Linked DNA regions of Homo sapiens: region 1 is linked to region 2. A link is a loop called in an ENCODE intact Hi-C map of the cell type or tissue named here. Cell type or tissue: CD4-positive, alpha-beta T cell. All regions are shown on one strand. Links, peaks and the distances in the headings refer to the core of each region. The heading gives the core; the rest is flanking DNA. Region 1 overlaps RSRC1 (arginine and serine rich coiled-coil 1). Region 2 has its middle 100 kb from the start of VEPH1.

What was found. Hi-C counts contacts between places; a loop is a spot of excess contacts. Peaks named below come from ENCODE experiments on the same cell type or tissue, not always from the same donor. Only the 100,000 strongest peaks of a DNase experiment are listed, where the experiment ranks them.
Region 1: a loop joins it to region 2, with 9 times the contacts of the local background. A loop is called at or near these places in 18 of 110 quality-filtered maps.

Annotation. Positions count from the first base shown.
Region 1 is chr3:158,310,521-158,315,909 of GRCh38, forward strand. The region is part of intron 5 of RSRC1 (arginine and serine rich coiled-coil 1); the gene reads left to right. Among named protein-coding and RNA genes, the nearest start is that of RSRC1, 200 kb to the left of the region's middle. In CD4-positive, alpha-beta T cell, for the core only: a CTCF peak has its summit at 3,061; no DNase peak of the experiment used is centred there.
Region 2 is chr3:157,604,274-157,609,662 of GRCh38, forward strand. No RefSeq gene overlaps it. Among named protein-coding and RNA genes, the nearest start is that of VEPH1, 100 kb to the left of the region's middle. In CD4-positive, alpha-beta T cell, for the core only: CTCF peaks have their summits at 2,508 (motif pointing right) and 2,710; a DNase peak (open chromatin) is centred at 2,528.

The DNA.
Region 1 (5,389 bases), core at 153-5,152, 710 kb after region 2:
TTTGTGTGTTACCTTTAAGGGAGTTGTAATCAAGTACTAACTGTAAATAACAAATGTAACATGGTTAGCTGTATCCAGGTTTATTCTAAAGTTAAGTGTAGCATATTCTGAGAGTTTGATAAATTTAGAGAAGCAACTTTTAAAAATATGTTTTAAAATAACACAAATCAATACTAGTTGAGGAACACCTGATTTCCATTTAAAGAATGTTATATAAACATTAAATATAAAGTAATGTAGTTTAGAAAATTTTGAAGTATCTTAAAAGGTAATTGCTAAAATGTCTCATAAATTGTTATTCCCAGATACATGGTACTCATATGTCAAAATTTACAATGAAATTTCTGTAACATCACTTTTAATGCAATGCCAATATTACTTCTTTCTTCCCTCCTTCATTCACTCAATCACCTTTGTTACAATTTATAAAATGTTTATACTAATCTACTCTCCTCGTTTGTCAGTTTCTAAATAAATGTGTATTTCAAGAAGAAATTTTACAGTGACAAAAGTGGCACTTATTAAAATACACGTGCTTGCTTTTGTCAGTCATTGATATGTCATTGATATGTCTTTCTTATATCTCCAATCAAAATTAATCATTCCCTATACTGAACTACCATACCAACTTACAGTACCTCTCTAACAGTGTTAAGAATTAGAATACTTTATGCTCATTATTATATCTATATCTTACCTACCATATTAAACTATGAATTCCTTACGGTTAAACTCATGTTTGTACTGCTTATATAGTCCCTTAGCACCTGGTATATCGGTTGTAAAAAGTATATGCTAATTTTTTTCATTTATTGGATGAATATTTTAAATGCTCCAGAACAGCGTATTCTTCAAATAAATATTTATTATGAATAGATGTATAATCTAATTTTTAAATCCAGCCTTTAATATTTAGATTTAAAAATTAATATTTTTATTTCCTTTCATCTATTTCATTTTTTCCTTGAAATTCCAAAGAAACTGACACAGAGAAAATTGCTGGAAACCTTGGGTGTTTTTTAAAAAATACAGCCCTCCCTACTCCCCTTTTCCTCTACACACATACTGTAAGAGTACAAAGTTTCAGTTACCCAGGATGAACAAATTCTGGAAATCTAATGTACAGCATGGTGACTAGAGTTAATGATACTGTGTTTTATACTTGAAAATTGCTAAGAGAGTAGATCTTAAATACTCTTACCACAAAAAAGGTAAATATATAAGGTAATAGATATGTTAATTAGTTTGATTATGGCAATTATTTCACAGTGTATACATATATCAAAACATCACATTGTATACTTTAAATGTATATAATTTTTATGTGTCAGTTAGACCTCAGTAAACCAAAAAAAATAAAAATATGAGAGTGGGGAAATTTTTTTCTTTAAAAGATAGTTAAGCTTCAGAGAATTGACCAACCACTGTGATATTTTAAGGTAGCATTGAGAAAGAGTATTAATCCATAAGAGTAAATTAATATCCATGAGAGAAGGAAAAGCAAGTGGACATGGTAGAAACCCTGGCAAGACTCAGAAGGTGAAGGAGCACATTTCTTGGTTTTATAGAGTGTTATTTTGGTTGTTGTCCCTGAGAAAGCTGACACGAGCAGAGAGCACCTATTATACTCTAAAATAGCTTCTAACTTGACATGTGCAAAAGACTCATTCCTACTCTGGTGAGAAAAGCTGTCACTGAAAAAAGCTAAAGTACTTAATGAATAGGCAGCATCTCTTGTGGGTATTACCAAATGTGGCCTTAAGTAGTGTTTGATCCTTATAGAAAGTTATCAGCCAAGCAGAGCATGAGTAGATCTTGGAACTTCAGAAATATGTGTTTCTTCAACAAATATTTGTTGAGTGTCAGTTATTTATCAGGCTAGGTGATAGATATGGAATGATGAACCAGATCAGGAGAGATGACTCTGTCCTTATGAAGTGTAATTTAATAAATAGAAGAAGCAGGTGCCAAATAAATATATAACAAGCATATTGTGCTGTAATTCTTGTAAATTATAAGTTTTTAGAAGGAAAAGTGCAGAGTGCTATGAAAGAATAAAGATTGGATGGATAACAGCAGGACAGCAACTTACTTTATGTAATAGCAATTAAAAGAATAATCAGTAAGAAATTATCAGTGGCATTTCAAAAGGACCTTAGAAATATCTTATCTTGAGTGTCAGCCTTGGTTCTCATCCCTAATCTCCCACATACACTGAAATACCATATCTTGCTAACACTTATCCCCTAAATATTTCTCAAAACCATGTCTTCCTCTCCACCCTTTATTGCCACTGCTCTGGTTAAAGCTTTAGTGCTTGCTGCCTGGACTACCCACAACAGCCACTGTGTTTGATTCCTACCTCCAGTCTTCATGAAGGATGAAGTCCAAATTTCTTAAAAGATAGCATACCTTCTGAGTGATTTAGAGCTCTCCTAACAGAGATATAAACCTAACAGGTTTATATCTTGACATGTTCTGAGTCATACTTTCCACATTATGCTTTTATGCTATTTCTTATATTCTAGTCCTTGCTGTTGCTTTTCCCTTTGTTCAAAATATGGTATACCAACAACCTCCCCCCTCCCCTCACCCCTTGGTTACTAGCTCATGCATCATCTCCTTTGTAAAAAGCTTTCACTGATCCATCCCATCCCCAGGATGAGCCCCCGTACTTCTCTGTGACCATCTCCATTACTAATATTACTTAACCATATTATTGTGTAATTACTTGAGACCAGGAAATATCTTATTCATTTTTATATCTGTAGTGCCTAGTGATAGTAGGCACTCAATAAATGTTTTTAGGTAAATAAGTAAATTGGTTGCCTTAAATTGGCCTCTCTTATTCAGTAACTATTAAGCATAGATTTTTAAATATTTATTATGTTTTAATATGTGTCTCTCATCATGAAAAATTCAGATTTGAGCAGATATTTAGTCTTAATAATTTGTGCCTGTAATGAGACCTTTATGTGGTCTTTGCTACCTAGTGAGAGCAGTGCCATCTATTGGCTGTAATCCAAAGTGTATCCACTGTTATATCCAGAATTGAGCATAGAGCATTAATGAAACATTTTAAGGAAGGCACACGTATGAAAATTTTTTCATAAATTTACACAAAAACTATCTCATGCATGGCAAAAATAAATGAAGTAATTTAATCAAATATGCCAACAAAGGAGAACGATGTTGTGTCTTGACACAGTAACAGAAAATGTGTATCATCAGCATTTGCTTTTATTATTTATTTATATCCCAGCTCATTTCTAAAGAAATTATTATGGCTGTATTATTCGATAGAAAAAGACTAAGCCAAAATGCAAATGAATATTCACTCCTATCCTTCTTTAAAAACTAATTAGTACTTTGTGATTTAGATAGCATTTTATTTCCAAAAACATTTAAAGTTTTTACAGAACCATAAAGGTGAGACAAAAAAGATCTCTAAACACAAAATATCTCTAAACCATGAAAATTGTCTTTTAATAGGAATCCACACCTGGATAAGAAAGGTAGCAGTCCTGTTTGTTACGAGTAACTTGTGCCACATTATTGAAAATTGTTGTTGTTGTTGTTGTTGTTGTTAGACGGAATCTCACTCTTGTTACCCAGGCTGGAGTGCAGTGGCACGATCTCAGCTCACCGCAATCTCTGCCTCCCTGATTCAAGCTATTCTCCTGCCTCAACCTCCTGAGTAGCTGAGATTACAGGTGCCTGCCACCACGCCTGGCTAATTTCTGTACTTTTTTAGTAGAGACAGGGTTTCGCCATGTTGGCCAGGCTGGTCTCGAACTCCTGACCTCAGGTGATCCACCCACCTCGGCCTCCCAGAGTGCTGGGATTACAGGTGTGAGTCACTGTGCCCAACCGAAAAAAAATTCTTTTTTTTTTTTTTACTTCATTCACTGATACTGTTTCTTCTGCAACAGTATTTTCACATGTTAAATGAAAATATGCTAAACAGTTAAATTTAATAAGCAGAAATAAAGCTATGCTGGATTTAGCAGGTGTCAAGTAGTCCTCTGACTAGCAATTGTTATCCTGTCAGCATGTATAGTTTAGTGCTACAGTGCTTTCTAGATAGACAAAGAAAATGTGTCATGAGGGTAGGCCACCAAAATATTAGGAAACCTTGCTGTATTGTCAAACTGCCACTGCTCTAAGGAGTTTCAGAAATAGTGTGTTTTCCGGTATGGTTAAAATAAACATAGTTTAAGATATACAGGATGGTAACAATATAATTTAAAAAATGTAGTGTCTTATATTTTAGTCATATATGAGTAAAGTTCGAGACCAGCCTGGTGAAACCAATGGTGAAACCAAAATGGTGAAACCCCGTCTCTACTAAAAATACAAAAATCAGCCGAGCGTGGTGGCAAATGCTTGTAATCCCAGCTATAGAGGAGGCTGAGGCAGGAGAATTGTTTGAACCTGGGAGGCAGAGGTTGCCGTGAGCCAAGATTGTGCCACTGCAATCCAGCCTGGGCAACAGAGTGAGACTTTGTCTCAAAAAAAAAAAAAATTATGTTTGCTCCTCATTGCCTTTTAGACTCTGATACTGTGTCAAAATGTTACTTAATGTGCATATATGAAACCAAATGTAAACTCTTTACTGTTGTGCTTACAACTGTAAACCCATAATACTAATAATGAAGGCACTTTGAATGGATGGTTACATGGATGGATGGTTGGAGTACATGCACATATATGCACACACAGACACTCATCTAGTCTTTATAGCAACAACATTATGAGATAGGCTTAATAAAACCTTGTAGTAACACACAGGAGGAGAAGGGAAATTCAGGTAAAAAATCCAAGAAGTATGGCTCCAAAGCTCATACTCCTAATTTTTTGGATCTCACTTAAAAAATTATGGTGGAATTTTTGGTGCTACTCTTATCTCCATTTTACAGATAAGGAAACTAAGAAAGAGATAGGCTATATGATTTGTTCAAGATCCCACAGCTTATAGATGTCAGCTGTGCAACTCAAACCTAGACCAAGCAGGCTCCAGAGCCCATGATTTTAGTATACTAAATTATTTTTCAAACAAATCTAGCTAGATTTACAAATTAAAATTTCAAAATAAATGAAAATAGGCCTTAAGAAATATAATTTAAACAATCTTAATTAAATGAAGGAGTTGTTTTATTTATATTGAATTTCCAAAATTTTGATTTATTACTAGACAGATTTACTTGCTTGTTTTATGTTTTATATGTTGCCTAAATGATTTGGAGATTTATGTCATGGTAATTATCACTTTAATTTTGAAAATATTGATAATAAGCTTATTTTAGTTACTGAGCCATTATTTTGATGATTTAGTTACATTAATAATGCAACCGAAAATGCTGAAAATAGGCCAGGCATGGTGGCTCAC
Region 2 (5,389 bases), core at 132-5,131:
CATTTAAGTTGGTATAATAATATCCACCTCACAGTGCTGGATAAAGTACTAAATAATGTTTGTAACATGTCAGCTCCATACCTGACATATAGGAAGGGCTCGATGATAGTAGTTACTATTATTTTTTAAAACTGCAGAATCAAATTTTCAAAAGACTGCAGACACTTAGTTCTTTCACTGTGAACTCCTGTCTTTCATCTCAGAGAAGTGCCATGTTAGAAGAGAAAGGCCACCATTGATGTCAATATCAATGTTTTAAAAACTTACTGTGTAATGCACTGCAGTGACATACCTAGCATATTTGATGCCTGGAGTGGATCATTTTTTAACATCCCTTCCTCTCTATGATAAAATTATTTTCAGTAATTATCACATAAGAATTAGTAATAATCATTATTTTCTCAAATTGTTCCTTCGTTTTAAAAACAAATAATTAACAATTTTATTAGAAAAGCAAAGTTCAATTTTAAATATATTCAAATTCAGTAAAACATTTCATGTACGAACTAAAATTTGCGCTTGCCAAACTAAAATATTATACCTTGAAGTTCAGAGTTTCCTTCTTCTAAATTTGAAACATAAAACCTCTGAGTGATTACACAGAAATGACAGAATTGGTGTAAATCAAGATCTTTGTGTCCTTGTTTCTACAATCACTGAGCTACCATCATTTTTGAATCTACCATTTAAACACAGGAAGAGATGATACCACCAGGGCTGGAGACAAAACCTTCAGGGGAACCAATAGGTCCATCAATTTCGAACCATTATACACTTGCTTTATACAAAACTCCTGAGGCTGAGTCCACTTCTGCTGAGGAGTGGAGTGGGGAAGGCACCTTGAATAACTGGGCATTCTTCAAATTGACTTCCTTAATAAAGAATACAATGTTTATTAAAGGATAAGTAATTAAAAACCAGGAGAATACATAGCTTACATATATTCTATTAAAACTCAATAGTAACCACAACAGTTCCCTGGAATTTAAACCAACAAGAGATTTTGGGGATAAAGTAATTTGATCACTGACATTGTTTAGAATTGTTGGCTTATGTTGATAATGAAAAGCAAATCAACCTTTTTTTTTTGAGACAGTGTCTCACTCTGTCACCCAGGCTAGAGTGCAGTGGCACGATCACAATTCACTGCAGCCTCCATCTCCTGTGCTCAAGCCATTCTTCCACCTCAGCCTCCCATATAGCTAGGACCACAGTCATGCACCATCACACCTGGATAATTTTTTAAAATTTCTGTAGAGATGGGGGTCTTGCAGTGTTGCCCAGGCTGGTCTTGAACTTCTGGGCTCAAACAAGCCTCATGCCTCGGGCTCCCAAAGTATTGGGATTACAGGTGTGAGATATTGCGCCTGGCTGCAAATAAACTTTTAGTCAGCTTTCCTATTGCTTTTAAATTCTTTACAGACAAAACACCTCTTACTTCCTACACCTGGTGCATCCTCCCTCTGTCCTGCCCTTGGCATTCTACCATTCCAGTTATTTCCTTCACCTGTGAATTTCCAGAATCTTCTGAATTCCCCACACCTAGTATAGCCCTTTCTACATAGTAGGTACTTAATGACTATTTGTTGAATTATGAATGCCAGCCATGCTACATTTTCTCATGCTCATTATTTTTAAAATGTCCAAGGGCAAGGATTTTTATCTGCATTTTACAATCAGTCTTTGAGATATTATATAACATGTCCAAATTCACACAGCTCATTAGTAGCAGAGCTGGGATTCGAACCGAGGTCTCTCTGGCTCATGTGCATTGAGCACACGTCCATGTACACAGCTTCTCATCTGTGCCATACTGCGCTGACACTTTTGACTACTGACTTCAGAATTTATAATGCATAATTAAAGAAGTACCCTTTGTGGGTACTATTCAAGCTTGTTTGCATCCTAAATGCAAGTTGGAAAAATATTTGGCACCAGTGACTGTCACATTCATTAGGCAACTTAAACCCATCTGCAGCTCTATTGATATTCATCAGCCCTGCTAAATCATTTACACCATCAGGAAATTAGTCTAGAATGACACTCCCTTTCAGAAAAAGGAACCAGGAAAATCCAGAGAGGCAAGAAGCTGAACCCTGATGGGAGGCGAATAATAGCAGGTAACTGCTCCAGGCCCCACTGCCAGGGGAACAAGGGAGTCGCTGTCATCCATAGGTTGGAGAAATAAAAACCCAGCCACAGTGGGATTTTCATTCATATGGCAACACAATCCAGTGCTTGGCAAGTCACTGAGCCTGCACAGCCAACCATCTGTTTCAAAGCCTCCTGCATTTTCCCATTCATGTAGCCATTTAATCTGCCCTTGGCAGGATTGAAAATAAAATTCGGGAGACTCGCTGAGAAATGCATGCCTCAGAGAAGCCCTGACTCAGATAAACCCAGACCTAGCACACCCTGGCCACTGCAGGAAGCTGCACAAAGTCCCTTCCAGCTCAGGGATCTTTTTCTAATCAGAAATTATCCCACACGCTGTCACCAGGGGGAGCCCCCACAGGAAGCTGCTGGCCTGCAAGAGCACTGCGGAGGGGCTCGGAGGACCTCAGAGCTTCTGACTCAGCCACCTTTGCTGTTGCAAAGGTTGAGACCAGGAGGGAGATTTGGGCCTTTTCCTTTTTCAGCTAGACGTGGCACGAATATGGGGAAATGAACAGTTGAGTTATCTTACCATATCTTCTATTTAAGGGCTCGGGAGTTAAGGGAACACCAGGTTGCAAATGTATTTTATAATGTCCACTTATAGACCAGACATCTTTTATTTTAAAAACTTTTTTTTTTAAAAAGTAAAAATTTGTCTAGAAATGCTCAGTCCCATGAAATGTCCTTGTGGCAGAGCTCAAATATGCATCCTACATAATTATAAATTAAAGGATTTGACGTTTTATAAATTCTCTGAAGTCAGTGGGTCCAGACCCAGAGGAGCATCCAAATGACCCAAGAACCTTTAAAAAACATAGGTGTGACTCAGCTGATATGAGTGGATGTCCAGGCAACTGTATTAGAAACTGATTTCAGAACAACTGCTTGAAAAGAGGCTCCATAACCCTATTTTATCTGCCTAAACCAGCAAGGGCTCTGAATTTCAGTTTGATGATGCCAAATAAAAGAGTTACTTGGTTCTTCTAAATAGACTTCTACCCCGGAATCTGTATTTCCCAGACTTGCTCGCTTTTACAGATTGTCTGGGAATTGGTTCTCAAACTTGACTGCACATCAACATCATCTACAGCTCCTTAAAAAGCCCCAGTGCCTAGGTGCCGCCCCCAGTGACTCTGATTTTATAGGTCTGCAATGGGACCTGGACATCAGGATATTTTAAAGCCCCACTGGCGGCTGTAATGTGCAGCACAATTTGAGAACCATTAATGGAGGGGGCTGTCAGAAGCACAGATGTCCAGGCCCCAAGCTAGACCCACGGAATCGGTGTCTTTAAAGAGGATCCAGGGTAACTGAATTTTTACCATGCATTACAAGTAGGCATTATGATCTGGCAAGTCTATGAACCAAAAGAAGCTCACATTTCTTTTTTGCAGGAGACCGTAGTCCTTCCCTGTCCCTGCAGTAGTGAGAGCAGTCATTTTGATAGAGCTGCGGTAGAGGAGGCCTGTGGCTGGTCTGGGGCCAACCTTGGGCTCCCACCCTCCCTCCTTCTGCCAACCATCTACACACATGTGGATGTTTCTATAAATCACTTCTGATCTGTGGTTCGTATTCAGGAAGTGTTCTGACTGCTTACCCATGTAATGATGGAGTGGAGGAAAGGTCTAATTTTGGAACAACAGTGGCTTAGGCAGCACCGTGTTCCCTGCAAGTTGAATTTCCTAAACACAGTCGCTCCACCACTCTGGCGGCTGCTCACCACAATTACACAGGCAGTTTAAGGCACTCTATCCATCACAGCAAATTACTGGCATGATCCACTCAAGAATCAGGCTGGACAGCCTTGCTGATGGCAATCTTTGCAGAACCTTCTTGATAACCAAGAGGAAGGCAAGGTGGGAGAGAGAGCTTTGCAGGTCAAGGCCATTGAATCAATTAACAAGAGCTCGCCCGATTCCAGCATGGCTTCCAATCTGACCGGGGAGACAAGATTTGTGAAAGCTGTTAGTACAGACAGCATCATACAAGAGTGTGAGTTCTTACCGCCTGGGTTTCACAGGTACAATAAAACCAGGGAAGGAAATTAACTTTTGTGGGATGTCTTACATAGTGCTAGGCTCTAACGTACATTGTTTTATGTAATTCACTCAACAGCCCCAGGATGCATCATTACTCTCATTTTGCAGATGAGGAAACTGAGGATCATTTTATCCAGATCACTCAGGTACATGGAGGCAGAGAGACACTTTCTCTGGGCCCCAAACCATTCCCCTTCCCGGTGGCTTAGGCCAGTTGAAACCCTACAGACGTTGGCCTCTGTTTCTTCAGAGATCAGCTCCCGGGGAGCCTGGGAAGCCAGGCAGGGAAGTCCGCTTTGACAGTAATAACTTGAGAAGGAGCTGCTGTGCTACTTCTCTGCAGGGCAGGACCAGGAAATGGAACTCCACTCCCCTGCCATGAACACAGAACACTGGCTCTTCTTGTCTGAAGCTCCTGGTTTGGTAAACTGGTAAGAAGATGCTCGTGCTGAACCCTTGTAACAGGAGTATCTTCCAAGCTAGAAAGGGCCTTCTCTTTCTGTTGCTGGGGTCTTTACAAATCTCAGCAAACAATGTCTTAAGACTCCTGACCTCATCCTTGGGTTCCTGGGTCTGTATTTTCTGGTAAGCACCCTATGATTTTAACCTTTGGTGATTCGTGGGTGCTGAGGTGGCTGAGGAAACTGTAGTGAGATAAAAGACATAGAGCTTTGTTTTAGGTTGGGCTCCCCAGAGGCCCACCATGAATCATGTATCTGGGCGTGGGGAGTTTAGGAAGCAATGCAAGGAGTATTGGTAAGAGAAGTTAGAAAGTGAGACAGAGAAGGGAAGAAAGAGAAGCCTATAAAGGGTACGTTCATTGTTAGGCAGTTTCCACTGTGGACAATTGGGGCTCAGTCCCACTGTGGACCTGGAGAAGACAGTGTAGATTATTGTATACACCTCTGATTTATCCCCATCCTTACCCAGGGGTGTGAGAGCTGTGGTATTGATCCTCCAATTCCCACCCATCATTGACTGAGGGCTGTTCCTGGGGAAAGGGAAACTAACTCCCTCTATGACATAAGCTCCAAGGACTAAGAGGCAACTCTCAGGCTGTTAGTGGGTCCTGACCACTAAATGAATAGTAGGAGGGACACAGCCAGGGCCTGAATCTACTCCAGGTTGGAGATGCTTATGCCATTCAGTGGCTCTGATGACACTGCCTTGAGGACATCTGGGCTCAAGGATAG